5 separate regions of the Homo sapiens genome follow, and regions 1, 2, 3 and 5 are each linked to region 4. Evidence: chromatin loops called from intact Hi-C (ENCODE). Cell type or tissue: B cell. All regions are shown on one strand. Links, peaks and the distances in the headings refer to the core of each region. The heading gives the core; the rest is flanking DNA. Region 1 has its middle 8.5 kb from the start of LINC02998. Region 2 overlaps LINC02998 (long intergenic non-protein coding RNA 2998). Region 3 has its middle 100 kb from the start of LINC02998. Region 4 has its middle 93 kb from the start of SNX18. Region 5 holds the start of LINC02998 (long intergenic non-protein coding RNA 2998).

The links. Hi-C counts contacts between places; a loop is a spot of excess contacts. Peaks named below come from ENCODE experiments on the same cell type or tissue, not always from the same donor. Only the 100,000 strongest peaks of a DNase experiment are listed, where the experiment ranks them.
Region 1: it touches region 4 in a loop (5-fold over the local background); 3 of 110 quality-filtered maps call a loop at or near these places.
Region 2: a loop joins it to region 4, with 9 times the contacts of the local background. A loop is called at or near these places in 2 of 110 quality-filtered maps.
Region 3: a loop joins it to region 4, with 14 times the contacts of the local background. A loop is called at or near these places in 3 of 110 quality-filtered maps.
Region 5: a loop joins it to region 4, with 17 times the contacts of the local background. A loop is called at or near these places in 3 of 110 quality-filtered maps.

The regions. Positions count from the first base shown.
Region 1 is chr5:54,749,801-54,755,744 of GRCh38, reverse strand. No RefSeq gene overlaps it. Among named protein-coding and RNA genes, the nearest start is that of LINC02998, 8.5 kb to the right of the region's middle. In B cell, for the core only: no CTCF peak of the experiment used is centred there; DNase peaks (open chromatin) are centred at 694 and 2,444; H3K4me3 peaks cover 2,417 bases; H3K27ac peaks cover 3,029 bases.
Region 2 is chr5:54,671,104-54,677,047 of GRCh38, reverse strand. All of the region lies in intron 1 of LINC02998 (long intergenic non-protein coding RNA 2998), which reads left to right. Among named protein-coding and RNA genes, the nearest start is that of LINC02998, 70 kb to the left of the region's middle. In B cell, for the core only: no CTCF peak of the experiment used is centred there; a DNase peak (open chromatin) is centred at 3,017; H3K27ac peaks cover 3,548 bases.
Region 3 is chr5:54,842,130-54,848,073 of GRCh38, reverse strand. It overlaps the pseudogene CSPG4BP. Among named protein-coding and RNA genes, the nearest start is that of LINC02998, 100 kb to the right of the region's middle. In B cell, for the core only: CTCF peaks have their summits at 2,503 and 2,705 (motif pointing right); a DNase peak (open chromatin) is centred at 2,753; H3K4me3 peaks cover 469 bases; H3K27ac peaks cover 498 bases.
Region 4 is chr5:54,607,753-54,613,696 of GRCh38, reverse strand. It overlaps a transcript of SNX18 not described here. Among named protein-coding and RNA genes, the nearest start is that of SNX18, 93 kb to the right of the region's middle. In B cell, for the core only: no CTCF peak of the experiment used is centred there; a DNase peak (open chromatin) is centred at 2,976; H3K4me3 peaks cover 987 bases; H3K27ac peaks cover 1,428 bases.
Region 5 is chr5:54,741,107-54,747,050 of GRCh38, reverse strand. It overlaps LINC02998 (long intergenic non-protein coding RNA 2998), which reads left to right and starts at 2,793. Exons shown (of 3, transcript NR_104658.1): 1 at 2,793-3,192. RefSeq lists a cis regulatory region at 2,494-2,504 and an enhancer at 2,427-2,571. In B cell, for the core only: no CTCF peak of the experiment used is centred there; a DNase peak (open chromatin) is centred at 2,510.

The DNA.
Region 1 (5,944 bases), core at 294-5,293, 140 kb before region 4:
GTACTCATCTTTGTCCTGTGGTAGATGTGTGTGGAGTGAGGGAGGGAGAGAGAAGAGGAAAAAAAGGAAGGGAAGGAGGGAGGAAGGACTAGCTTTCTAAATACAAACAAACTCTAAAACAGGTTTCTTTGATTTAGAAGTGGGTGTTTCAGAATCCAAGATGGATATTTTCCCTCACTGATGCCACAGGAAAATTATTAAGGTTATACCAAATCAAAAACCTGAAGAGAAAATCAGAAACTGGGAGGAGAACCATCCTCTTTTCCTTAGGAGAATTAAAGACAATCATTAAAGAAGCACATCCAAAGACTAGGGGCTGCTGCCCCTGCACCATGGGCCCAGGGTCATTTAACCTTGTCAGTTAGGCCCATTTTTATTATTGAGCAGGTGACAAAACTCGGAGGATCTGTTTGTACTCTCGACATGAGGTTTCCTACTGGGAAGAGCAGAAGAGTGGGTGACTGACACTGCTATCTGTCCTGGCACTGAACAGAGGCTGCTCTAATTGGGGGTTGGGAGTACCCCTGGCCCAGGAGCCCTAAGAGCAAGCCTGGCTCAATGTCCCACTGAAACCTTTGGAGAAAGGAAGGTGGAGCCCCACTGCTTGCCTTTTCATGATGCTCTAGTTTGAGGGGAAGCTGCCAGGCTTCTGTGTGGGCTTCTGTGCACTGGAGCCTGACCCAGGTTCAGGACTCTAAGTCTGTTGGGGAACAGCAACCAAAGTGAGGCCTATCACAGCACACGGGGTCTCTTGGGGTGGGCAGGAGAGGAGGTAACTAACAGAGTCTTAACAAGTTTGTGCGGAAGGAAGTGAGGCTTCTATTAAAAGACATTCCTTGGTTATTTTGTTTTTAGTTCCTTGCCAATTAAAAAAGAGAATGTGTGTGTGTATGTGTGTGTGTAGCATATGGTGTATGTGTGTATAATACATATGTACATGTGTGAGTATACGTGTATGTGTGCATGTATGCAGTCTATGTATTTCCCCCACACCCCTGCTGGGAAGAAGAGTGACAATTGCTATAAAATCAACATCGCAGAGACCTTTCGCTATGGATTTTCTGAGACAATCGCTATTTCAAATGTTTCGTCTCAAAACATATTTTCTGAACTGGTCAACAGGATATGTGGTCTCAGTGTTTAATGCTCACGTTTCATTAAGATATTTCACCATCTACTCAGTTTTCTCTAAAATGTTCATCAGTCCCCGTGCCCACCCTCCACAATCACCCATTTAAAGTTTATCAAAAGATATATTTTTATCCTCCCCTAAGCATATTTCTGAAGGTTCTCTCAAGCATTCAGCTTTGGTTCTGGTGGCACTGTCTTTTGTTTTTTTCTCTTTGCTGCAGATATCGTGAAATGAATAAAAGAAAAAAAAAGGATGGCATTGCGGTTAGAGAGGATAGGAGGCAACTGGAGAGGGGAGAGAAGGGCCATTCTTTTTCAAAAATAGAGAACCATTGCAGCTTTATGGCTCTTAGACATAGAGCTCATCTAAAAAGTGATTTCTAGCTTTGTAGGTCAGGTCCTCAGCATAAGACAATTAGGTGTTTATTCACAACAGATAATTTGTAAACATAGTGTGGCAGATCTTAGAATTGTCTCCACTTATTAAGTGTGGTCCAGGGGGTTGAAATAATTGAGAGTTTGCTGGAAATACAGAATCCCAGACATTCATTGCATTATCCCCACTGAAGAGAAGCTGCATTTTAACAAGATTCCTAGCTGATTTCTATGCATAATAACATTTGAGAAGCATTGGTCTAGAGAACATCCCATTTCACAGATGTGGAAACTGAGATCCAGACAGGCTAAGGACTGTGATCTATATGCAAGATGTACTTTATAGAAAACCTTGCTTTTGAGCCCCGATTTGTGCTCTCTAGAGAATCTTATTCTTGTCCAATCAGAGTAGTTTGGCAGTTCTGAATTTTCTCAGTCTCTTTTGAGTAAACAGTTAATTCAGGATTGTCCCTCTCTCTTTTCTCCTTCCCTTCTATGCAGGGGTTGCTGAGAGACTGGGGGTCTTATCCTCAGTTCTGGAATCAAAGAGGTAGGGCAGAGCTGCCATGGGCAGTTGTGCTGTTTGCCTCTCAAAAGGTGCCTGGAGGCCAGGCACAATGGCTCACCCCTGTAATCTCAATTCTTTGGGAAACTGAAGTGGGAGGATTTCTTGAGTCCAGGAGTTCAAGACCAGCCTGGGCAACAGAGCCAGAGCCCATCTCTTAAAAAAAAGTGCCTGGATCTGGAAGCAAACAAAAGCTGCAGTTCTTCCCTTCTGCTCACCTCTCCAAGTTGGAGCCCTGTGTGGGGTGGTTTCAACTTGGAGGAAGAGGCATCTCTTAGTGATTCCACAAAGGCTCCTGGACAGTATAGCAGGGTCCTGGGCAGAGCTGTTTGGTCCATGGTGGTCGTCAGTAGAGGCCAGCATACATGGAGGTAAAATTCATCTCAGTGTGTGTCAGCTGAATGACTCACTGATTGGAGAAGCCATGAGGGCTGTGCACAGTTCCACCACAGAGCGTGTTACTATTCTTAGGGCCAAAGGACTGACAGATCTGAAAGAATGCAAGTTTCTCTTTCGATTTTGCATTTCTTTACTTCTTAAAATACATCAATATCTTTTTCAAGAGACTTTAATCAACACTAATCCCGATACAAGTCTCAATCTCTTTGAGCAGACAATAGAATTAGGACATTTATAACTTGAACTTAGAGGGCAGAGGTCATCTCCTTAAAGCTCTGTTGTCCACTGCATACAACCACCACGGTCTTCTGGTCCTTGCCAAGCCTCCCAGACCCTTGTTTGATCTAATGCAAGAAGAAGAAAGCTGAAAAGGTTAGCTGTAAATATTGTGTGGGGTTATAGAGTGGTTTCCTTGGTGGAACTGGAAAGATTTGGAATTACATATAAAAATATTTGAGGACTTCAAGCAACAATATTAACATTTTATATGAATTTTATATTAGGGTATATAAAATATTTTATATTTCATGTGTTTATAATGTTTAAGAGAACTGGACTTAGAATAAATGGCCACTCAGGGCTGGGAGCGGTGGCTCACGCCTGTAATTCCAGCATTTTGGGAGGCCGAGGCAGGCAGATCACGAGGTCAAGAGATCGAGACCAACATGGTGAAACCCCGTCTCTACTAAATTTACAAAAATTAGCTGGGTGTGGTGGTGCATGCCTGTAGTCCCAGCTACTCGGGAGGCTGAGGCAGGAGAATTGCTTGAACCCAGGAGGCGGAGGTTGCAGTGAGCCGAGATCACCCCACTGCACTCCAGCCTGGGTGACAGAGTGAGACTCCATCTCAAAAAAAAAAAGAAAAAAGAAAAAAGAAAAAAAAGACTAAATGGCCACTCGTATAAGTCCAATTTTTAAAAATTGAGTAATTGATTTTACCTTGTTATTTTTAAGTAAAAATCTTACTGTTTTATATAGCACTGGAACAATTAAGATAACTTAGGTTCACCATATTTAAGTTTAAGTAGTCCTTCTAAATCTAATAAATTTCTAACTCTGGAAGTTAGAAATTTGAAGTGGACATGAAGCGGAAAGCCTTTAAGTGGAAATAAATATATTAAAAGTATAAATGTCATTTGCAATATTTAAATGTATTTAACTTTGTAAATGGATCACATATTAAGCAAAAATCCCCTAAAAAGTAATTGTTCAAATATAAATGTTTGCAAGACTAGCAAACTTTATTCACAAGCTTCACTTAAAAGCAAAAGGTAGAAGTAGGTTTTAAAATTTGTAATTTTAATCAATCAAATGTTAATTTAAAAATAACAAAGCAAACCTCAGAATAGTGTCACTGAAAAACCACAGTTAAAGGCACTAAAAATGCAGAATTATCAAGGAGCTGGCCCCCATTGCCAATGTCCTTGGTTCTCTCAGGGCTACATCCACACACCCTGTCCCCAGGGGACACTTCCCAGGAGAACTCTTGTGTGCTGTCTCCAACCAGTGCTAGAGTGGTAGGGGTTTTCTGTGGCTGCCCTCAGGCATGTCTTCCTAGATATCTCGTTCAGCCTTTCTCATTCTACCACACTGGCACTGTGGTGGTAAGGAGCTTCTCTGTGGGACTAGCATCTCCTGAACTGTATCTGGGCAGCAAGTCTCAGGTCCCCATCCCTGGCATCCTCCTAGATATGTCCTGGGTCTCGTTCCTTCACTGTCACTGCCAGGGCTTTAACTCAGCAGTGAGTAGAGTTCTCGCACCTTTCTCAGGATGTGAGAACTCAACTCTCTATCTGTCTCCACCCAAGAAAGGCATAGGTCTAGCTCTTCATCTAGTCTCTTTCTATCTATTGTTGAATGCTTTATGCTCTCTTCTTCAAGTTCTGGGTAGTGACAGATTGCATTTTCCAAAGTGGCCACAACAATATCTCTCATCTCACATGGTCGTCTACAATGGGATCTTCCCACTCCCTCGTGAAGAGATGGAGACTAACCCTCCTCCCTTCGAATCTGGATGAATTAGTGAGGTGCTTTGATAATAAAGTATGGTAGAAGTGACAGTGAATAAATTCCAAAACTGAGTCATAAATTGTGATGCAAATTCTGCCTTGTTCACTGGAACACACACGTGGTTGGAATCCTGAGCTGTCATGGAAGTCCGACTGCCCTGAAGCCAGAAATGTCCATGGGAAGATACGCAGAAAGTCCATGGATAGGTGTGCTGGTCCGAAGTCTTCCTGATTGTGTTCTCTCTCCAGGGCTGCTGTAACGAAGTACTGCAAACTGAGTGGCTTGTACAACACTGAGACAAACAGAAATGTGTTGTCTCACAGTTCTGGAGGCTGGAAGTCTCAGATCAAGATGTTGGCAGAGTTGGTTTTTTCTAAAGACTGCAAGGAAAAATCTATTTCATGCCTCTCTCAGCTCTTGGTGGTTTGCTGGCAATCTTTGGTGTTCATTGGCTTCTACTGCATCACCCAGTCTCTGTTTTTTTTTTTTTTTTTTTTTTTTTTTGAGACATAGTCTCACTCTTTCACCAAGGCTGGAGTGCAGTGGCATGATCTCAGCTCACTGCAACCTCCGCCTTCCAGATTCAAATGATTCTCCTGCCTCAGCCTTCCGAGTAGCTGGGACTACAGGCGCTTATCACCAAGTCCTGCTAATTTTGTATTTTTAGTGGAGACAGGGTTTCACCATGTTGGACCAGGCTGGTCTCGAACTCCTGACCTCAGGTGATGTGCCCGCCTTGGCCTCCGATAGTGTTGGGATTACAGGCGTGAGCCACTGCACCTGGTCTCTGCTTTCATCTTTACGTGAAGTTCTCCCTGTGTGTGTGGGCCTGTGTCCAACTTTCCCCTTTTCATAAGGAGAGCGGTCATGGTGTATTAGAGGCCATCCTACTTTAGTGTGACCTTAATCCTAACTTAACTAATTAAATCTGCAACAATCCTATTTACATTAACGTCATATTCTGGGATAATGGGATCTTGGACTTCAACATATGAATAAGGGTGAGTTGGGGGACACAAATTCAACACATACCACCAAGTCAGGTGCCACAAATGTGAATAAACAAGCTTGCCTGTGACTGCAGCCCTCCAGTCATAGGGTCACCCCCTTCCTATGAGTTTTCCCAGTTGGGGCTCCAGGTATCACAGAGCAGAGATCAACTGTCACCGTGGAGTCCTTTCCTAATTTCTGACTGATGAGATCTGCATCAGTATGCTAGAGCTTCCATAACAAAATACCACAAACTGGGTGGCTTAAGCAACAGAAATTTATTTTCTCACAGTTCTGGAGGCTAGAAATCCAATATCAAGGTGCTGTCAGGTTTAGTTTCTTCAGATCCCTCTCTCCTTGGCTTGTAGAGGGCTGTCTTTCCCCTGAGCCTTCCCTCTGTATGTCTATGTCCAAAAAAAAAGAAGAGCAGTCTTATTGGATTAAGGCCCACCCTGGTGACCTCATTTTAACATA
Region 2 (5,944 bases), core at 401-5,400, 64 kb before region 4:
ATAATTTGAAAATCTTATCCCATGGAAATGTTTGAAAGATTAGGAGACAGAGGCCTTGGAGAAAAGAAGACTCAGAGAACTTGGCCCCTGTCTTCCAATATTCAACAGATTGCCAAGAAGGAGGATTTGAATGATTCTGTTCTGCCTCCTGGTCTCTCATACAGGATTTATTGGAGGAATAAAGAAAAGCTATGAAGTGATAGATTTCAATTCAATATCAGGAAGAGCCTTCTAACAGAGTTGTCCAAAGACAGACTTGGCTGCATCAGAGAGACTGGACACTTCCAACCTCAACTTGCAGCACTTGGCAGGGATTTTCCTGGGCAATTGACCTCGGGTCATTTTTAAAGGTTCCTTCCAGGTTTGAGAGCCTTTGATTTTCATGCTCACTGTGCTGTACTTGGGCAACTCAGGAAATTTGCAAACCAGCTGGCAGTTGCCTGCATCATTTGTGTGGTGACTTGGCTTTGTCAAGAGATAGTTCAAGAGGCAAATAAAATCCTCCTCCTAGAGATCAGAGTTTATGTTTATAGAATGAATGAAAGAAACTATGAACCAAACATTTATGAACAATGTCTGTGAGCCAGGCACAGTGCCTGGACATCCTCCACATCTTGTGCCTTTCCTCCCACAAAGTACGGGACTGAAGTTATTTCCTTTGAGAAATAATCATTCTAGTCAAAGATAAAATGCTGTTTTTGTTTTCTGTTTCTCTTCAAGAGGTTTGACTGAAAAAAAGATCTCATCACTTCATTTTCATGCCTTATTATGATTGTGTTGACAACAATAATGGATTAATTCTTTCCAACCTCCAGAGAAGAGCTGCCAGATAATGAACATGGGGAGGAATGCTGAGAAACCATTTTCCTTTTTGAGTAGGGTCTGGATTTAGGTAGGGAGGGCAGGGGCAGAACAACCAGAAATAGAGAGATTCCTGTCTTCAAGAGGGGCTTGAAGGGGGGCACAGAGTGAACTTCTGAGAGTGCGTGGCAGTCTTGATACACACACACAAATCCACTTTTAATAACCACCAAGAGCACTGGACCTCGGACAGAGCATGTACACTGTGAAAAGGTATGCTGGTGATTTTCAAGCCTTTGTTTGTCCAAAATAGGCCAACATGGTTGAATTGGGTCTCTAAAGCACCTCTGGAAAACCCCAGGGAGTTTTGAACACAGTTTGAAAAAGCACTATGATAAATAAGTCCAAGTGAATACAGGGCAAATAGATGGCAATCCCTGGGCTTGTTTATTTCTAAACAGAGTTCTCTCCCAGGCTCTCCTAGTACAGCATAGGCTAAGCTGAAAGACAGCCTATTGGTTGTCTGTTCTTTTTTGTTTAATTAATTTTTATTTTTATTTTAAGTTCTGGGGTACATGTGCAGGATGTGCAGGTTTGTCACATAGGTAAACGTGTGCCATGGTGGTTTGCTGCACGATCAACCCATCACCTAGGTATTAAGTCCCGTGTGCATTAACTATTTATCTTGATGCTCTCCCCCTACCCCACCCTCCAACAGGCCCCAGTGTGTGTTGTTCCCCTCCCTGTGTCCAGGTGTTCTCATTGTTCAGCTCCCACTTACGAGTGAGAACATACGGTGTTTGATTTTCTGTTCCTGTGTTAGTTTGCTGAGGATAATGGCTTGCAGCTCCATCCATGTCCCTGCAATGGATGTGATCTCATTCCTTTTTGTGGCTGCATAGTATTCCATGGTGAATATGTCCCACATTTTCTTTATCCAGTCTGTCATTGATGGGCATTTGGGTTGATTCCATGTCTTTGCTCTACCTGTTCTTTATTCTCTGTTTTCAGGGATAGCACTCTGGTCCTTGTCCTCATTACTACTAAAATCCCCTTGCCCTTCTCCCTACCTCTGGTCTCTGTCACTTCCAATGCATGCTGAATATAGAAAACAGACTGTTTTTTTTTTCCTAAAGTATATTTGTAAGGTCATGCTCTTGCCCAAGAATCTACCGAAGTACACTATTACCACCACTTTATTCAGGCTTCCCCGCTTCCACACACTTGTCCTCAAACAATCTCTGTTGCAACCCACCTGTCCTCTCTCACTCTCACCTTCAGGCCTCACCCGGCTGTTCCTTGCCTGGAACACTCTCTGTAGACCCAACCCCACCTCTTCTTTCCCTGATCACTTCTGCTGCTCACCCTTCCACCTTCCTTTGGACAGACTAGGAGCAACCCACTGCCCCCACCATGATGTGCACTATAATAGTACTTTATAACTTTCTATCCAAGGCAATCTAATTATAGTGCTTTTAAAGTTGCTTTATTACTTGTATCTCCTACTAAACTAAACAGCAAAAAAGGAATTTCTATACTTTATTTACTCTTGTACCTCCAGATCCTGGCAGTATAATTATTTGTTGAGTAAGTGATTAACTTCGACATAAATATTTGTTGAACAAGTAAATGAGTGAATGAGTGTGCGGCTGTTGATAGGATGATAGCTGGTTAGTAGCCTTTTACAGGTGTATTTTTCTTTGTGACACTCTTTCAGGTGGTCTTTGCGTTGTGATCCCCACAGTTTTGGAGTACCAAGTAAATGTTCCTTTTCTCTATTCATAGATGGGACAGCATGGCAGGAGTCATGAGTCTTCTGGAAATGAGACACTCTGAGTGTGGAGGAGGCTGTTGAACATCTATGGGAAAAAAAGAAGGAATTCAGGGCACAGTCTCCCTGGTAGCTGGTGGTGGTGGTGGGACAAACCCTGGAGGAGCTGGAAAAATGGCTTTTGTGCTCCTTCTTATTTCCATGTGGTAGCAGACATCATGCCTTATCTTGTTACCCAGAATCTCCCCAGTTTGCCATTGAAGAAATCAAGGTGTAGAGAAGCATAAGGACTTGCTCAGATATGGTGGCAGTGCCAGGCCTAGAGCTTAGTTCTTGCAGCAATACTTTCTGCCACCCTTCCTCTTCTCCCCACTACTCTCTGAAAGCCCTCTTTCCTATTTGCTAACTCAGTTATGCATGCAATGCTTCCTCCACGGCACTCACCACCACTGATGTGTGATGCTGTGAAAGCAGGAGGTCAAGGCCAGGGCACTTCCTCCTGTCTAGCATTTCTTGCAGAGAAGAGCTGTTCCTGTGTGTGTAGTAGGTGGGTGGGGCAAGGACTGGGACAAGCAGCACCAGGGGAGATTGCAAGAAATCCATCCCCATTTATGCAAATCTTTTCTTCTGGGGCTTCAGTAACAGCTTCACTTTTTTCTTTTGAAACTCCCAACAGAAAATGTTGTTTTAGATGGGTGCATGTGTGCAAGTACACATAAGTGCACATAACAACATCAGATACTCACGATAGGCATACTGTAGAGGATGAAAGGCCCACACCTACTTCAACCACCTTCATTCCCTCCTTCTCATGATTCATTTGTGGAGCGGGAGGCTGCTGACATCTTCAAATACAAGCCTCTCTGAGCTTGGAGTCAAGGGGCAACATTTCTGCAGAGGGCTCCTATAGACATCCATTTCCCCATGCTTTATTTCCAAGACCCTGATTTACGATGGATAAATTAAAGTTTCTTTGTTTATCACATGATAAGAAATGCAAGTTCATCTGCAAGATTCTCTGAGTTATTCCTTGCTCTGCAGATTTCATAAGTTCTGGTGGAGTTGACCTCCTTTCTGCTAAATGAGCACTGTTCCTGACCATGGATATTGGTATTGAAGATTTCTCAAAGGATCCAGCTCTTTAATTGGAATGTCCATGAATCAGGAAGAGCAGTGAATAGCTAGTTAAATGGTAATGGCCTTAAACAAGTCCTCAACACACATGAGCAACTGATTTCTTTTTCCTTTTATCTTTTTGTCCTTTCATTCCTTCAACCAATTTTCTCTTAGGGATCAAGGAGCTCACAATCTAGGGAGAGAGACAACAAAAAATTTGACCATTATTGCAAAATGTAGATGTAAGATGCTTGTATTGCAAGCAACAGAAAATCTGGCTCAATCAGGCTCAAACCAGGAAGGAAATTGATTGGCTCACATGACTGAAAACTCTCAAGGAAGGTTTGCCTAAGACAAGCTCACTCCCAGCAGCTCAGCCATTGGGTTTCTTTTCCATTTCTCTACCTGCCTTCTGGGATACTGGCTGCATTCTAAGGCTGACCCTGCTCAGAGTCCCAAAATGGCCATAAGCAACTCTCAGAGAAACATGCTTCCTTTTTCAGATCCCATGAGAAAGAATGTGTCTTTGCCCCAGCACTCCTGGAAAATGTCCTGAGACTCAGTGTGGTTCAGGGTGGGGCTGGTGGCTAAGCTGAGCTAATCAATTACATGACCAAAAGATGGTCACAGGCTCCACCCTGGAGGTAGATGTGAGAGTCAGCTGCACAGGAATCCCTAAATGGAAACAGAGCTGTGGGACAGGAAAAAGCAAGATAGCAAGAAATGTTGATTTCAGGGAAAGGGCTTTCACAGGGGTATTAATGTGATTGCCTGATGGGTTCTTCTTGCTGGCTGCACAGATAAACCCAATTTACTGAGACAGCAGTCTTGCAGTAAAGAAAGAATTTAGTTAATGCAAGACTGACCAAGCAGAAGGACAGGAGTTTATTATTACTCAAATTGCCTCTCCGAGAACTCAGAGGCTAGAGTTTTTATGAATAATTTGGTGGACAGGTGGGTAGGGAATGGGTGCTGCTGATTGGTTGGGGATGAAATCATAAGGGTGTGAAAAATGGTCCTCGTGTGCTGAATCTGCCTCTGGGTTGTGACCACAGGTGTGATTAAGACATGAGTTACGTGTCCAGGTGGGGTCAGTCAGTTGCCAGAATGCAAAAGTCTGAAAAACGTCTCAAAAGACCAATATTAGGTTATACAATAGTGATGTTATCTGTAGCAATAATTGTGAAAGTCACAAATATTATGGCCTCTGGCCACATGCTCTCCAGCATAGGGATTATAAAAACTATGCCTACATTTTAGCAGAATTCAGGCCCCTTCCATAATCCTAATCTCATGGCCTTTCATTAGTTTTACAAAGGCAGCTTCTGTCCCTCAGCAAGAAGGAGGTTAGTTTTAGGGAGGGACTATTATCATCCTTGTTCTAAAGTTAAACTGTAAACTAAATTCCTTCCATAGTTAGCTTGGCGTATGCCCAGGAATGAGCAAGGACAGTCAGCCTGTGAGACTAGAAGCAAGATGGAGTCAGCCATGCTAGACCTCTCTTGCTGTCATAATCTTTGCAAAAGTGGTTTCAATCATGTGACACCTGGAAGCACAAGAGGGGGGTCCCCCTCAGCCTGAGTAGGCTCAGGGTTTTCTGAGCCAAGAATGAGCCGTGGAAATGCAGGAAATTTGAACTGATCAACTACTAGAATATATTCCTATTGTACTTGAGGTGGAAGCTACCCTAGGTTAGAAAATGATGACAGTGTGAAATCTATCTAAAGAAGTCTGAGAACAGACTTTATGCCAGGACTCAAGAGGCTGTGTGTGTTTGGGAGTCCACATTCATCTCTTAAATTCTCAGCAAAGAGGATGAAAATATTTGAATATGTCCTAAGAGAGCTGTTCATACGCAGATTTCGGTTCCAGGGCCTGGGTAATACTGAACTGTATTACACAAGACAAGCCTAGGCTTGATTCCAACCAATCTGGGTTTGAGTCTTAGCTTTACCACTCATTGTGGCCTTGGGGAAATCACTTAACCTCTCTACTTGACCTCTTTGTATTTAAAATTTGAATAGCAGCACTTTCCTTGCAGTGATTGTGAAAAGCAGAAATAATGCCTCACAGTATACGGTGTGAAACAGGCATTAAGCAACTATGACTATTGCTATTTAAACAGAGCTGCCTCTCTGGCACGATGCAAGATCAGAAGAGGAATGTGCACTTTCTGGAAAAGCCTGGCTTTGGACAAGATCTAGGCAGTAAATACAAACATTGGGGAGCTATTAAGGACATGCTAATATGGGTGGA
Region 3 (5,944 bases), core at 430-5,429, 230 kb before region 4:
GCTAGAGTTGACACAGCCTATAACAAGCCCCAAGTCCCGCTTTATCAGGATACATTACCACACGTAAGAGGGCTCTGTGTTCTAGGTGGGGAGTCAGGTTTGTTGCCCTCAGCTTTGAAGTCTCCTTGTGACTCCTCAAGGTCCCAGCCCTGCCTGCTGGTTAACCCTGACTGCCCTTGACCCTGCGCCTCTGCCTTGTTCGTTTCAGCAGGAAAGGAGGTTGGGATGGAAGTACCAGCCACACTGTCTGCAAACCTGACTGATCCACTTTATATACTGCTGTTGTGGCCCAAAGTTATGAAGGAAGAAAAATAACACATTATGAAATTTTAAATATTCCAAGAAAAAGGGATGTAGATTAGGGTGTATAATCACAGTGTTGCTTTCCTTGTGTCTACAGTATAATGTGAATGAAATTGCTGTCAGGATTTTAGAATGATGAAGTCTTGTGCACTGAAATTTTATGATTTAATCACAATGGCTATTAACAATGTCAACATAATTTAGACTTGATGAAAAAGAGCCAAGAGGCATCCAGGAATTGGCCTTGCTGATTTTGATAGCCTGTGTAGGCAATTTATGACATTTAAGACATCCTTTTATTATTATTATTATTATTATTATTATTATACTTTAAGTTTTAGGGTACATGTGCACAATGTGCAGGTTAGTTACATATGTATACATGTGCCATGCTGGTGCGCTGCACCCACTAACTCGTCATCTAGCATTAGGTATATCTCCCAATGCTATCCCTCCCCCCTACCCCCACTCCACAACAGTCCCCAGAGTGTGATGTTCCCCTTCCTTTGTCCATGTGTTCTCACTGTTCAATTCCCACCTATGAGTGAGAATATGCGGTGTTTGGTTTTTTGTTCTTGCGATAGTTTACTGAGAATGATGATTTCCAATTTCATCCATGTCCCTACAAAGGACATGAACTCATCATTTTTTATGGCTGCATGGTATCCCATGGTGTATATGTGCCACATTTTCTTAATCCAGTCTATCATTGTTGGACATTTGGGTTGGTTCCAAGTCTTTGCTATTGTGAATAGTGCCGCAATAAACATACGTGCGCATGTGTCTTTATAGCAGCAAGATTTATAGTCCTTTGGATATATACCCAGTAATGGGATGGCTGGGTCAAATGGTATTTCTAGTTCTAGATCCTTGAGGAATGCTCACCATCACTGGCCATCAGAGAAATGCAAATCAAAACCACAATGAGATACCATCTCACACCAGTTAGAATGGCGATCATTAAAAAGTCAGGAAACAACAGGTGCTGGAGAGGATGTGGAGAAATAGGAACACTTTTACACTGTTGGTGGGACTGTAAACTAGTTCAACCATTGTGGAAGTCAGTGTGGCGATTCCTTAAAACATCCTTTTAATATCTGCCCCTCATTTTTTATTGGAGTGTGGTATCTCTTTTATCCACTAGAATGTGTAATAACAATGGCAAATGAGCATAGAAACTTTCTGGAAAGACTGTGTGTATTGATCAATTGCAGAGTGTTCTCATAAATTGATAACCTTTAACATTATTAAATAATTTTCACACATCAGGTGTGTTTACTTTTTTGTGAAAGCTAATAGATATAGCATATGCATTTTATCAACATAGTAGAGCCACGAGAATGCAGTTTTCAATAACATAGTTTCTCCAAAGCTATGGTTACCAGTTACTTCTTTCCAGGCAAAGTTTTAAACTTAGGAGATTATTTCAGATGATGATGTTTCTTATTTCTATATTTCAGAGCATATCAAACAGTAATAATAACAACCATTTACATGGTCCATTACATGGTCCTAATGATAGTTATTACTTACATAGTACTTACAGTGCCTGGCATTGTTCTATGCGCTTTACATTTACCCAGTGAATCTTCAACAACTCTCTGGGATATGATTTTTATTTTAAAGATGAGAAATCTGCAATGCAGAGAGGCTTTGACACTTCTCCAAGGTCCAAAGCAGAAGGGCTGCTGGTGGACAGCAAGTGGCAGAGCTAGAATGCGAGTTTGAGTTTGGCACCACAGTGTTCTCTCACTTCTTCCTTCATAGTTAGCGAAGAAGCTCAAGGACCTGGTGAAGCAGATAAAGAGAGTATTGCTCTTATTCCAATTTTAAGAAGGTGGAATTAAAGATCAAGAGGTTAAGCGATTTGCCCAAAATAACAAAGTTAGTGGCAGAGTCTGGGGCAAAGGCAGTTATGCAAATGCAAATGTGATAAAGTCTTCAGATTCAGTGCTGTTTCTGACTTTTCAAACAGCATGTTCTCAAGACATTCGGATTATCCTGCATGATGACTCACTCTCCCTACTTGTCATCTGGGCCTGGAGGAGGTGGCAAGAAAGTCTGTCTGCAGCCTAAGTGGGAGAAGAAGGTGGGAGCGTGGGGGATAGAGTTGCTGATAACATCTCAGACTCTGGAGGGAGTTCATAGCCAGCAATCAGAATGTTAACCTCTGTGTCCCACCATTTAAAACACACTTCTTTCTCCTGACAAATTAAAACATTTCCTTAAGCCACAGTTCTTTCAGCTGATCTCCAAGGTCATTCAATGGTACAAGAGATCATTTGTGTCCCAACAAACTGGAATTGGGAATTGGAGTTAGGCCATCTTGGGTGAATCCTTTGCATTTTACTTTGAAATATATTCTACTGAGTATTTTTGTATTCAAATATGATCAGTGAATTTTGTGCATATCTGATAAAACATATTTTTGTCCACAAGGGGGCTTCATTTTCCTATTTTTCAAGTTCCTCTTTCAGTAATACTATACATTTTGTTTTGTTGTTTTTATACTGAAAATAGAACCATTTGCTTGCTTTTGAGAAATACTTGTCATCACTAAAAGGAGCTTTGAGAGCTGGTCACAGTAGAAGAATTAAGGCAGCAAAGTTTGAAATGCCAATTGAAGCTCTCGGGGGACCAACAGTGGGAGAGTGAATTCATGAGCATTTCACATCCCTCGTATGAAACGCAACAAAGGTCTAGGCTTTGTTGTTTTTGTTTGTTTGTTTGTTTGTTTGTTTTTGAGACGAAGTCTTGCTCTGTCACCCAGGCTGAAGTGCAGTGGCACGATCTCGGCTCACTGCAACCTCTGCCTCCAAAGGTCTGGGCTTTTAAATATTAAGTTTACAACTAGGATTAAATGGGATCACAATTAGGTTTCTAAATACCACTAAACTCTTCTTAAAGCTAAAGGTCAATTTAAAAATTATTATTCCAGGTTTGTGTTATTTTCTGATATTTATGCTTTGAACTATTCTTTTTTGGGCTTTGGATCACTTTAAAATCTGAATTCAAATTGGGGGTCTTTGTTTTCCTTCTCCTCATCTGCCTGAAGTTTCCATTACCAAGCACTGGGCACTAAATCAGGCCTTACCTGAAGCAATGGGGTCGTTAATTGAACTAAATTTGGTTTGAGTGGAAATGAGACCTGAGGCTACTAGATCTTGTTTTGAGTGGCAGGTTTTCCATTTGTTTTGGAAGATGGTATATTTCAGAGGCGAGAGGGAGGGAAAGCAGTGTTCCATAGCAGAGTAGCTGCAGTGGAAAACATGCTTTGTCCAGCCTTGGTGTGTATGGCCTTGGAAAAAATGATTGTTTCTACAAGTCACGAGAAGAGAAATGGCAGCACATTTCCAAGTCAGCTGGAGCTCTAGAAGAAATGAGGATGAGATATGTGGATGGATTAAAAAATGTAAAAAGTGAAAAACCAGAATGAGTGGGCTTGGAATTTTGTTAAACAGTCCAACTTGCGCATTTTATTATAGCCTTTCTGTGGGTTTAAATGAAGGCCAAAACCTTATTATTTGAACGTTGTATTGATTCGCATTTCTGGTAGCTATTTAAAAGCTGATGTCCTTAGAGCTTAGTGCTGCAAAATCTTCAGTAGGCATATTCAAATGGCAAGATATAGGCATGTCCATCAACAACACAATTATTAAACAGATAAACTATTCACCCCAAGTTATGAAAGAATGCTGGAAGATTAAACAAAATCTGCAGTACATGTTATAGAATAGCCTCAATAATGGCAATAATCACACTCTAAGTGACTTTTTGGAAATACTAAAAAGTCACATCTGTCCTCAAAGCCAAATCTGATGAAGAAGATGGGTCATATAAAGCTAATATTTATTGAATGCTTACTATGTGCCTGATGAAACAGTTCTAAACACTTTTCATATATTAAGTCACTCAGTCTGTGCAACAGCTCTATCATTTCTAGTTTACTGATGAGGAAATTAAGGCAGAGAGAGGTTAAGAAATGTGCCCAAGGTTATATAGCTAGTAAGCAACAAAGCAGTGACCCAAACCCAGGTGGTTTAACTGGACAGAAACTAAATCAAGCATTCTTGAACAACCTGAAAATATTTAAAAGAATTTCAAGTAGTGCTATTGTTATTGGCACATGTTATTTTTCAACATAACTACTTTGAGGAGTTAAACATTGGTTTGGCAGTGTAAGTTCGTGTGTGTGTGCATGCGCATGTGTATATATGTGGAGTATGTGGGTATTTATTTATGTATAATTACTTTATGGTCTCATCTGTTAACTTTTAAGAAATTAAAGGATAATTCACAAAGTAGTTTTTTTTCCTGTGTTATCAGTAGTTGGTGTATTAGAAGGAAGCAGAATGGATTATCTTCCAGCCCCATTATGCCTGACATGAAAACATAGGAATCTTATATACTTTCTGAGTTTCCTGTCTCAAGTTCTGTTTAGTTATTAGATGATGCCATCCATCATCTAATTGGAGTAAGTTATTTCACAAACTGCTCTTTCTACTGAGGGAAATGGTTCTCTTTAACTGGAGAGATCATCTATTAAGTCATTTAGGACTGAATTTTTAAACAAGTTATGAAAAAGCGTAGAAGATGATAAAGTTCTTATGCATGGGTATGTGCACATGGTGTTTCTGTGGGTAAGAAAAATACATATAAATACAAATACAGATATAAATGTGAAATTTGAGTTAGTGACAAAACTACTTGTCTTTAGTGTTAGTGAAGTATCCTGTGGCTGCATGATTAGAGAAACTCAAAACAGCCAAATTCCATCAAATGTGATTCAGTGTCCATATAAACATTTTAAACCCATGTTCAAAACTGAACTCCTGATCTTACTCCCCAAATCTACTCTACATTCAGCTTTCCTTATCTCAACTGATGGTAACCCTGTCCTCGTTTCTGAGGCCCAAACCATAGAGTCATTCTCACCGCCTTTCCTTCTTTCACACCTCGCCAAATTGAAATAGCCAGAAGCTCGGCTGGTTTTGTCTTCAACAGACACCCAGAATTTGGCCACTTCCCACCACCTCTGCAACTTCTGGGGCCACTCTCTTCTGTCATCCTTCTCTGGAATTATTGTAGTCACCTCCTAACTGGTCTCTCTGCCTCTACCTTGTACCTCCCAGAGTCTATTCCTGATACAGAAGCCAAAGGATTCTGTGAAAACATGAGTCTGACCAGGTCACTCCTCACCTAAAACTCTGCAATGATCCATCATTGCACTCAAGGAAGAACCAGAGTTTTTACAGTAGCGTTCAAGACCCCGAACAATATGACAACCTTCATTATGTTTCAACTCATCTCCTTTTACTCTTCATCTTGCTTATTCTGCTCCTTCCAACTGACCGATTTCCTAGTCTCCCAACAGATGAGGCCTGCCTTTGGGCTGTTTCCTCTGCCTGTATGGTCCTCCCCTAGATATTTACATATTCACTGGCTCCCTCTTCACCTCCTTCCAGTCTTTCCTCAAACTGAACCTCATACTTAACATTTGCTCACTCCTGAGGCCCCCCTTATCTTGCTTTATTTTTTCTTTTTTTTCATAGTGCTGTGACTTTTTTTTGACACATTGTTTAATTCATTTCTTTATTATGCCATTGTTTCTTCTCTGTGTCCCTTTGTCCCTTCCTGCTGG
Region 4 (5,944 bases), core at 681-5,680:
AAAGAGGGCCTTAGCCTTTTACTGATTGATTAAAACAAGAAGTTCACACTTTCATCTGGGACAACAAACTATAGCCACCAGCATTTTGAATCAAATTTAAATTCCTGCTTGGGTTTGAATGTGTCCTCCAAAGTTCTTGTGTTGGAAACATCCCCAATGCAACAGCACTGAGAGGTGAGACCTTTAAGAGATGAGTAGGTCATGAGGGTGAAGAGGCAGAGCCCTCCTGGATGGATTAAGGCCTGTATTGCAGGAGTGGCTTCCGGATAAAAGCATGAGTTCAGCCCCTTCCCTCTTTCTCTCATGTGCGTGATCTCTTGACCTTCTGCCTTCCTTCATGGGATGATGCACCGAGAAGCCCTTGCCAGATGCCAGCCCTTCAACCTTGAACGTCCCAATCTTTAGAACTGTAAGAAATAAATCTCTGTTCTTATAAATTACGTAGTTTCAGGAATTCTGTTATAGAAGCATAAAACGAACTAAGATAATCCCTATAGGCAGAGTTTTTGCTGCTACCCAAGTTGCCGTCAGCCCAGTATTTCCCAATTATGGCATACCCAACATCTCACATTGGTACCCACCTGCCCTTGAAGGCATGAGCACCGCTCCCATCCTAGGCTCTGGCTGTTACAACCCATTGTCACAATACAAGCAGCTTATCCCATTATTCAGTTACTTGGCAAGGCCAGGAATGTTTAACACACAAGATGACAGCTTTGCTGTGGGGGATGGAATGAAAAGGAGGAAGGGAAAAGGTCTCCGATTAGATGCCTTACGTCTGGATTAGCTGCCCTAGGGTGGGAATCTAGTGTCTGGGGTGAGGGTGGGTTGAGTGATGCTGGTTGGGAGAGTGTCACTGACTGAGAAACATGACAGATTGCCTCCTGTCACTGTCTCCTGAGTCAGAGTTTGTCCTTGGCGAAGACTGTAATAGAGACCAGCTAGGAACATGGCTCGGGTGACAGTGGAGAAGGAAAAGGGACCTATGGCTGCAGCTTTGGAAAACAGATCAGCTGCACCATGCCTTGTTGCCTTCAAATTAAGTGGACAGTGTTTTGTTTTTTCTAGTGTTTATGACAAACGTAAGCCCCAGTGCGTATGCCGATAAAATCCAAGTTTAAAAATCCCACCCTCAGCCAGGCACGGTGGCTCACGCCTGTAATCCCAGCACTTTGGGAGGCCGAGACCGGCAGATCATGAAGTCAGGAGTTCGAGACCAGCCTGGCCAACATGGTGAAACACTCTCTCCACTAAAAATACACACAAAAAAAGTAGCCGGGTGTGGTGGCACGCACCTGTAGTCCCAGCTACTCTGGAGGCTGAGGCAAGAGAACCGCTTGAACCCGGGAGGCAGAGGTTGCAGTGAGCCAAGACCACGACATTGTACTCCCACCTGGGTGACAAAGTGAGACTCCATCTCAAAAAAAAAAAATAAAAAAAAATTCCCACCCTCTAAGAGGAAAATTGGAAAGAATCTACTCTTTAATTGCTCCTCTGCCAAAGCAATAACTTGAATGGTCCTTATTAGGAATAGCTCATTACTAACAATAATATTAACTATTATAACAACAAGTTATCGCTTGATCCCAGGAGTTCAAGATCAGTCTGGGCAATATAGTGAGACATCATCTCTACATTAAAGAATTTAAAAATTAGCCAGGCATGGTGAAGCACACTTGTAGTCCTAGCTACTTGGGAATCTGAGGCGGGAGGATCGCTTGAGTCCAGGAGTTTGAGGTTACAGTGAGTTATGATTGTGCTACTGCACTCCAGCCTGGAGTACAGAACAAGACCCTGTCTCTAATTAAAAAAAAAGAAGAAGAAGAAGAAGAAGAAAATTCCAGAATTCACAATGTGTTGCTCCAGGCACCCTGCCTCACCCCAACACTGTAAACATCCCCCCTCAAACCAGTCAAGTTGCTTCCCCATCATTTCCAGCCCCCACCCCCACTTCTCCTTTCTTTTACCAGATAAAGGCTTATGTGAGTGGCGTTTATGCTTTCAGGAATAAGCTAAAGTAGGTATAGACTGAAACCTCTTGGAAATATCTGGGGTTACCATTCCAGGCAAGTGAAAGACAAACTAGGAATCAGTAGACACGATTTCCTAGCTGGCATCCTCTTCTTCCTCCCCTTAAGTTGTTCCTGGAGAGGAAAATAATTTCTAGAACGTCATTCCAGACACCATTAGTCAGCAGGAGAATGGAATCTAGAAGGGGACCTGGAGGACAACAGAGAGCAGACTACCCTGGGACCCGCAGGGTGAAGTAGGAAACAAAGGCCCAAGGGATTTTTTTTTGACTGTAGAGTCAAAGTCATGTTCAGGAGACAGGGCATGGTGATTCTCTCTCTGGGTGGGGAAAGGACCATCTTGGGCATGCTTCCTACTGGGGCGGGTGAGGCCAGCAGGCTTAGGGCTACCTTGAAGATGTTCAAGAGACAGCAGAATGATCTTAAAAACCAGAAGGAAGTGATATGTTTAAAATATATCTCTCAGGGAAATGCGTCTATCTTATCAAGGGACTAGCAGCAGCCTGAGACTGACAGACTCCTCAGCAGGTCAAGCTCAGCACCTGGAAAGTAAGCAAAGATTATGGGGCAAACACCCATAAGGAGGAGATTTTTAAAAAGCAGAGGTTGAATGAACTGAATTTACATAGGATGATCCTTAAATATTCAGTCTGTTCTGTTCTGGATTAGGGTAGAGGGTGACCATAGAAATCAACCAAAACATTTGTAAACGTAGCCAATAGATGATTCTGTATTTTCCTAAAGAATCAGACAATGTTAGGGAAATTTGGATGTCTGATTAAGGGTAACTTCTCAAGGACTAATGTCAGGCTACTAACTGACTGTGCTCTTAACGAGCTTGTATCTATATGTTCCCCTCAGCCAGGGCTGCAACAAGGGTTAACCCCCTCCCTGTTACACCCTCCTAATTACTTCAACACCACAACAGGATGTGAAAGTATCTCAGGGACCACATTCTTCTGCTGGCAGAGGAAGAGCTGACTAATAAACATTCGTGGTTATTTAACACACTCCAACAAATAACACACCAAAGCAATAACATTATGCAAATAATCTCTTTGGTTATTTGCCTGATCAGGTTATTTGCCTGATTATTTGCAAAAGAAAATATGGCCAAGAGGGGAAGCATCTGAATCTCCAATCTTGGCTGAGCGGAAAACTCTGCTTGTAAATCACTCTCCATCTGCCCTGCAGAGTGGCCAGCCCAGGATGCTGTGTAGGGGTGGATTCAAGTCTCACCATAGTTACAGAAATCACTTGCTTAAGCTTCTGCTAACTGCTCCCAACCTCCATTCCTTTGTGTGTAAAGTCGGAGCAATGTAGCGACATGTTCAGTGGTGTGAGGTTTGGTAAACCACGGAGTGCTATACACACATTAGACTGAAGCTCTTGACAGATGTGACACAAGGGTGGTGTCACATCATTCAGATACCTACCTAAGTCATACTGTATTACTGTGTGTGTTAGTCTGTTCTTGCATTGCTATAAGGAAATACCTGAGACTGGGTAATTTATAAAGAAAAGAGGTTTCATTTGCTCACGGTTCTGCAGGTTATACAGGAAGCATGGTGCTGGCATCTGCTCAGCTTCTGGGAAGCCTCATGAAGCTTACAGTCATGGAGGAAGGCGAAGGGAAAGCAGGCATGTCACATGGTGAAAGTAGGAGTAAGGAAGACAGAGAGAGAGAGGAGGGGAGGTGCCACACACTTTTAAATGACCAGATCTCACGAGAATTCACTCACTATTCCAAGGACAGTACCAAGCAGATGATGCTAAACCATTCATGTGAAATCTACTCCCATGATCCAATCACCTCCCACCACGCTCCACCTCCCACCACGCTCCACCTCCAATGTGGGGGATTACATTTCAATATGAGATTTGGGCAGGGACAAACATCCAAACTATATCACCACGGCATGGCAATTTATTGACATATTGGCTCACGTTTGTCTTCCCTATACTTCTTTCTTTTCAATTTCAAGGAGGTAGCCAAATCCTTGGCATTTTTTTTATCTCAGCCCTTTTGCAGGGTGGGACAAATAGAAGGATTTGAGGCTTTTTCAGTTTTTTATGAAAATTAAGCTTTAGGGGGCTGAGGTGGGAGATCACTTGAGGCCAGAAGTTGGAGGCCAGCCTGAGCAACATAGCAAGACTCTGACTCTAAAAATAAGATATTATAAATAAATAAGTAAATAAATAGAAAATGAATACCATCATAGAGATTGCGGATGACGTCCCCAAGGAGAGATAAGATGTGTTTTGGGGACAACAAGAAAGGAAGAGAGATTTTCTTCAGGTGTTAGAAAGCCAAAAGAGAAGGATAAATCATAACCAAGAATGTGGCAGTACCCCCTAGGCTGTACTGCCCACCTCAATAGTTAATATCCATGTGTGGTTTTAAAGTTCTAAATTAATTAAAATTAAATATAATTAAAAATTCAGCTCCTCGGTGGCACTAGCTGCATTTTAAGTGCTCTATAGCCTCATATGTCTAGTGGCTACCATACTGGACAGAGTAGTTATGGAACATTTCCATCATTGCAGAAATTTCTACTGGACTGTGAGAAGGTGTCAAGACCTCAGAGGCTGTGAGGAAACATGGGAGATTAGATGCTCCCAACCTCATCACAGAGTCCTATGCACTAAGAACGGGGAATTAGCAGCTGAGCTGCCCAGCATGAGATATACAGGTTGGGACAATGGACTGGTGCTTTAGTGGAAAACAGTGTGGACCCACAGCTGTAAACTAGAGTGACAGTCTTCCCTGTGCCAGAGTGTTTAATAAGACCTAATGACCTTTACACACTTTGGAGGGCAGGGAGAGACACCAAGGGCTGAGTGTGAATTTCCCACCAGCCTAGGAGGATGGGTACTCAGATGATTTAAAGAAAATAAAGTGATGCACACTTGAATATAGGGAACTAAGATTAATACCTGCTACAGTCGTACACAACTATGCATACACATATACACCCCCACACAGACACACCAGTCATCCTTCCTTCTTCAACTGTTTATTTCAACACTGATTTCATAACACTATTTAAACAGCTCAGGCTATCTCCATATCCCAGTAAGTACTTGTCAGTACACAAACAGGTCACAATCCATTATTTAAAAAGCATGGCGGCTGGGTGTGGTGCCTTATGCCTGTAATTCCAGCACTTTGGGAGGCCAAGGTGGGAGGATTACTTGAGCCCAGGAGTTCAAGACCAGCTTGGGCAACATAGTGAGATCCCATTTCTATTTTTAAATAAGAAAACTTTAAAAATAATACAATAAAATAAAAAATAAAAAGCACAGTTCATATTAGAAAATGGGCAAAAGACATGAAGAGACATTTCACCAAAGAGGCTATACGGATGGCAAATAAGCACATGAAAAGATGTTCAGTACCATTAGCCGTTAGGGAAAGCCAAATTAAAGCCATAATATGACCACACACCTATCAGAAAGGCTAAAGAAAAAGATAGTGACCATATAAAATGCTGATGAGGATGCAGAGAAACTGGATCCCTCAAACATTGCTGATAGGAACACAAAATGGTACAACTACTCTGGAAAATAGTTTGGCAGTCTCTTTAAAAAGCAATTATGTAAGTACCATATGACCTAGCAATTGAACTCCTGGGCATTTAATCACAGGGAAAGGAAAACTTATGTTCACATAAAACCCTGCACATGAAGTTTACAGCAGCTTTATTTTTGTTTGTTTGTTTGTTTGTTTGTTTTGAGACAGTCTTGCTCGGTCACCCAGGCTGGAGTGCAGTGGCATGATCTTGGCTCACTGCAAACTCTGCCTCCCAGGTTCAAGCAATTCTCCTGCCTCAGCCTCCTGAGTAACTGGACCTACAGGCATCCACCACCACGCCCGGTTAATTTTTGTATTTTTTTGTGGAGATGGGGCTTTG
Region 5 (5,944 bases), core at 388-5,387, 130 kb before region 4:
GTGTTTGTGACTGTGTACGTGTGAATGATGAAGACAGTGTGAGACAGTGTGAGAATGAGTGTGTGTGTGAGTGTGCATGAGTGTGTATGAGAATGTGTGTGAGTGTAAGAATATACACGTGAAAGTGTGCATGTGAGAGTGTGAGTGTGCCTGCAAGGATGTGCGTGCGAGGGTGTAAGTGATAGAGAGACAGAGAGAGAGTGTGAGAGAGTTTGTGGGGAGGGTCCAGGTTGGAACGGGCAGGGGAGGAAAGCTGCACCTGAGCGCAGGCAATTCTGGGGGAAACAGAGATGGGAGAGTAGAGAGGGAAGCTGCTGAGGCGGAGGCAGTGTCCTGGCCAGGTACAGCTCTGCCCTTCAGCTTCCATGGCTCCACGTGGCACCTGCCCCACATCAGAACACCAGCCAGCCAGGCTTCGGTGGGGAGTAAGGTATTGAGTTTCTCAAAGTCATTCTTCTCGGTTAGAAAACAGAAGCAGTAAAGGCCAATGCCCTGTTGGGCGTTTATTCACTCAATGAATCATTGGCAGAGTAGCCGATGGCCTCCTTGGAACACACAATGGTAATAATACTGAAGATTCCTTGTGCCTGGCTCTCTTCCAAGCAGGTACACATACAACACCTTTAACCCTCACAGCCGGTGAGATGGAGATCATCATCTACCCTCCTGACAGTCGAGATGACTTAGGCAAAGAGGGGTGAAGCACCTTGCTCAAGGTCACACAGCGAGTAATTGGAAAAGCTGGGATTCAAACCCAGAGCCTGTGTTCCCAATCATTAAGAACAGGGTCCTGAGAGGAGGCATCAAAGGACAGGTACCACCCATCCACTCCTCAGCAAGCACTTAGTAAGCACCTGCTGATTGAATTGCACCTAGTCCCTGCTCTCCTATGGCTTACAGTTTAGTGGGGGAAACCAGTGCTTAACTATTCTCTGAAATACAGTGCAATAAATGCTCCAGGAGAGAAGAGCTTGGTGTTGTGGGAATGCCAAACCCAGGTACTGGAGCTCAGGGGAGGCTTTCACACGAAGAGATGAAGGAAAAACCGAATTCCAAAGGCGATGTGGAGCTGGCTTACAAGAGGGTGTGGAAGGAGGGGCAGATGGAGCAGTGTGTGCTGGGGCCAAGGGAGGGGAGGCAGGAAAGTCCAGAACTCCCAGGCTCTTCAAGGACATCAGTCGTTTGAAGTTCCAGCCCACCTGGCAGCTGGAGGCCACTGCAGCTGACAACGGGACTGGTAGGCGAGGTCAGGAAGCAGTAGCACCAAAGCAAGTGAGTGAAGTGCCAAAGACAGACCCTGGGCTGCCTCACAGTGACAAAGACTCTGACCTTGAGCAAACTCTAGTCAGGCTCTTCTGAGCCCTCTTCTCAGCCAGGCCTCAGCCTTGCTCTAAAACACTTGCACAATCGCTAATAAGGTTTCCAATACCTCAAGGCCACATCCCCAGGATGCTCCTACCCCCTTAAGGATGCCTGCCTGAGAAAACTCAAGGCTGCCCAGGGGGATTTACTGCTTGCTCTAGCCCACACCTGGAACTAGCCTGACCACTCTTTCGTAGAGCACTTACTAAGAAGGGCAATTTTGAGTTCTCTGTAACCTTTGAGATGTATATGTATCTCCTACAACCCAGGAGTGTGTTTCTCAAGGCCCTGAAAGCTATTCCTTTGAATGTAATCATCAGGAAGGGTAAGGACCTCTGTCTCCCAGTCTCAGAGAGGATAGAATCCTAACTTTCCTAACTGCCAGCTAGCAGGCACAGCTGGTCTGATTGCATTTATACTGAACAGCCCTTCGTAATTTTTCACTTCCCTGACCCTACTGGTTCTGTTTGCCCTCCTTCCTATTCCCTCATTCTTCCCTAAAAATGCCTAGTCTGGCCAGGCATGGTGGCTCACACCTGTAATCTCAGCACTTTGGGAGGCCCAGGCGGATGGATCACCTGAAGTCAGGAGTTCGAGACCAGCCTGGCCAACATGGCAAAACCCATCTCTACTAAAAATACAAAAAATTAGCCGGGTGTGATGGCAGGTACCTGTAATCCCAGCTACTCAGGAGGCTGAGGCAGGAGAATCACTTGAGCCTGGGAGGTGGAGGTTGCAGTTAGCCGAGATTGTGCCATTGCACTCCAGCCTGGGTGACAAGAGCAAAACTCCGTCTCCAAAAAAAAAAAAAAAAAAAAAGTCCAGTCACCTCTGCACAAATTGAAGCTGAGTTCAGTTTACATTGGACTCTTCCCTATTGCAATAGTTATTACTGGTTAATGTCTGTCCTTACCACTTTAGTGTCTGGCTTTGTTTCGCTTGGACAGAATCAGATGAGAAACCACCAAACTCACTGGGCTGAATTATTTCAGCTTATGGACAGCCACAGACAGTGTGAGTACCTGTTCACACAAATCCTGAGGCCCAGCACACACTGGGCCATTCACAAAGCTCATTCAACCCCCCACGGCCCTGACACCACCAGTTTTACCTCTCTGTAGAACAAGAAACTGCTGACTCACTGAAAACAGAGCGCATTTATAAACAGGAAGCTGAGTATGTGACCACAGACATTCAGCATCTGATAGCAATTGCTGAATGTGGCAAAAAAAGAAAAAAGTTTGAACAAAAAAAAAATCTGTGTCACTAAATAAGAACTCTCTAGCTCATGGAAATACAATCCTGCTATTTGATCATTTCATAAATACTTAAATAAGGGGAGTTCTCATTTGGCCAAACCTAGGCACGCTTCAAATATTTACTGAGGCCTTCGAAGGGTGTGGTTTTCCCTTTTTTTCTTTCCATTCCCTCCCAAGCAGAGCAAAAAGGCTCCTTGGTGAGGCCTTCCTGGCCTATACAGAAGAGATTTGTTTTCTCTTTGAGCTCTGATAGCCTGACCGTCCCACATCAGACCTCTGTGCTGGTGCAGAGGAGGGCTCTGCCAGGAGGGCTCCCAGAGAGATGCACAAACACTGGCGGGTTAACACTCCGACATGCAGCTCTTCCTACAAAGCATTGACTGGATGGTACTGAAGCTAAAAAATGGAGACTCACTTGTATCAACCATAGTAAAGAGCCTGTAAGAGGACGCAGTTCCCCCTGCTTTCAGCAGCAATGAAGAGGCTCATTTTCCTTGGAGTTTCTTTGTTGTTGGGGGGTTGGTTTCTAGCAAACTGACCCAAGAAGGCTAATGGCCGAGGAAAAAACCAGGTGATTATTTTCTAAAAGATTATCTTCTGGGAGTCGGTGCCATTGCTGCCTTTGTCATCAGGGTAAAGGTATCCCAGTGATGTATGGAATCTTTCCACTTCTCTTCCGGGGAATTGGGCATGGATAACAATAGCACAGTGCCGGGAACATAGTAAATTCCTAATAAAGAGTAGCTAAGTGTTTTTTATGCAGAGTTTTGTCTAATCTTCACAATAACCTTAGGAGGTAAGTATTGGCAATCTGATTGGGTAAATCAATACTGAAGTCTCTACAGGAGCAGCATATTTGGGAGTATGGTCCAGGTATGCCTGGTTTCAGAATGCAGCCATTTGCCTAACTTATTGCTGACATTTTCAAGCAGGATGTGTCCTTTATATTTATACTGAATTAATTGGACATACTGATATTCAAATATACCTACAAAGTAGAAAATCTTATTTGGTAATTCATCATCAGCTTCTCACAGAGCAGCAGATAGCACTTGTTTTTCTATTATGTACCAAGAAAATTCTGTGTTGGAATTTACAAGTAGCAGTGGTTGTGTCAAAATGCCTCAGACAACATATTAATGATGCTCATAGTAACTAACTTTTATGGAGTGTTTCTTGTGTGCTGGATGGGATGTGTAAGTGCCATGATATTCAACATAGCCTCAACACAACCCCTGTGCTGTCATTGTCATTAGCTCCAATTTACAGATGAGGAATCTTGAGGCTCCAAAAGACTGTTTATAAGCAGGCTGACTCTGGAGCCCCTGCTCTTACCCATTATGCTGCTCTGTAAAAAGGGCTTTAGCTAGAACACTCCTTTTTATTTCTGTAAAGAGGAGACTGCTGTTTCTTCTGTTTTATTGGAGTCTGGAGAAAAATCTCCTTGAGCAAGGATGATTACTATGGCTTAGATTGAAGCTTCCAGAAGTAGACCTTGACAAGGGCTATGTGCACGTGAATTGTGAAGGAAGTGCTCCCATAGGAAGTCCAGGAAAGAGCAGGAAAAACAGGACAGGAGCCGGGAGCAAACCAAACAAAGGTGTGATGTCAGGCAAAGTCCTGAGGAGGGAGGCCTGTGCCTGATTCTACAGGGGAACTCCAGGGTAAAAATTCTGTCTGAGTTCGTCCAGATGCAAAAGTCAGCGAGGCTTTGAAGTTCTCTAGGGAAGGGCTGCCCAGAGGGCATGTAAATTCTCAGGCACTTCCAACTTTCCAGCCACAGGTGCCAGTGGACCTAAGGTTATCTTAAAAGAGAGTTGCAAGTTTGAGCCTTGGAAGCAAGCCACAGAAACCCGGAAGGGTGCACGGAGCTGGAAAAGAATTGATATGGGTTGCGTGTGGGTGGAGCACCCCCAGGGGCTGCTGCATCTAGTAATCATAAGTCAGGAATTCGTTTTGCTGAATCAGAGCAAACTCCATCTAGCAGAAGCAACACCAAAGTGTCTCTTTCCTGTAGGTAAAGCCTAAAGATCAACAATTTGGGGCTGTATGGTGATTTATTTCAGGGGTGGACAAAACATGCCCCATGCCAAATCTGGCCCCAGGGTCTTTGTATAGCTTTGGAGCTAGGAATTATTATTCCTTTTTTAAATGGCTGAAAATGATGAGAGATTCTACTGTTTCCTTGCATAGAATTTTAAAAAAAGAAAATTATAAGGGATTCAAATTTCAATGTCCATAAATAAAGTTTTATCGAAAAACAAATTGGAACATTAGAAACTCATTTATTCTATATTTTCCATGGATATTTTCACTCTCAAATGGCAGAATTGACTAGTGGTGACAGAGACCTGTAGGGTCTACGAAACTGAAGATTCGGCCCTTTAGAGAAAAAGTTTGCTGGCCCTTGTTCTGCAGGATCAGGAAGCGGGGCTTCTTTATTTTGCGGTGCCACATCCTCAACACGTGCTTTCAGCTCATGGCCCAATATAGTTACTGAAGCGCCAGCCACCATGTCTGCCTTCAAGCCAGTGCAAAACAGAACAAAGAATTCACTTCCTCCCTTTAGGAAAACTTCTAAGAATCACATTCCTCACTTCTGCTATATCAGGCCAGAACTTAGTCTCCTTATCATACCTGTAAAACCTTACTCCAAAAGCTATGAGGCCAGCAAAAATTTGGAATTCCTTTGTTCAGGAAAAGTATATAAGGAGACAATTTCTAGCTCTGCCTCACCTAGTTAAGAGTTTCAAAACAAGGAAGAATGGTATGTAATAATATAGGCAGGAATAAAAACTAAATTGTTCTAATGTCTCACATTTAAATTACAATGTAATTTATGACAAACAAATTACAATGTTTCTTTTCTCCATCAAATTTTCCATTTCTCTTAGTTTTTAAGGTAGCCTAGGAAATTAGTTAAGTACCCTATTTTCCTTGCTTGTATCCAGGTCTTTGTTCCTACCAAGAAGAAACAAATTACCAAATAAAAAGGTTAAAAAGTGTACTTCTCCGAGCATTACCACAAATACTAAGAGGGAGAAGGTGGCATAACTGCTGCCTCAGTTGAAGCTCTCACATTTTTCATTCACACCATTGTGACAGCCTATCTTGCAGCCCTCTAATGGAGAGTCCAGACTTCTTGTCTTAAACCTCCACCCTTTGCACATCTGCTCACATTGCTGCCTCCATCTGTCTACATTGCAAATATCACCATGTTGCTTCCTGTCTGCATCCAACATGTGAGGAGGAGAAAGCCCAACTCTCCTGCGTGGCCTCCACGACCTGCCTGATGCGTGGGCATCAGCTCCTGCTGGTTGCAC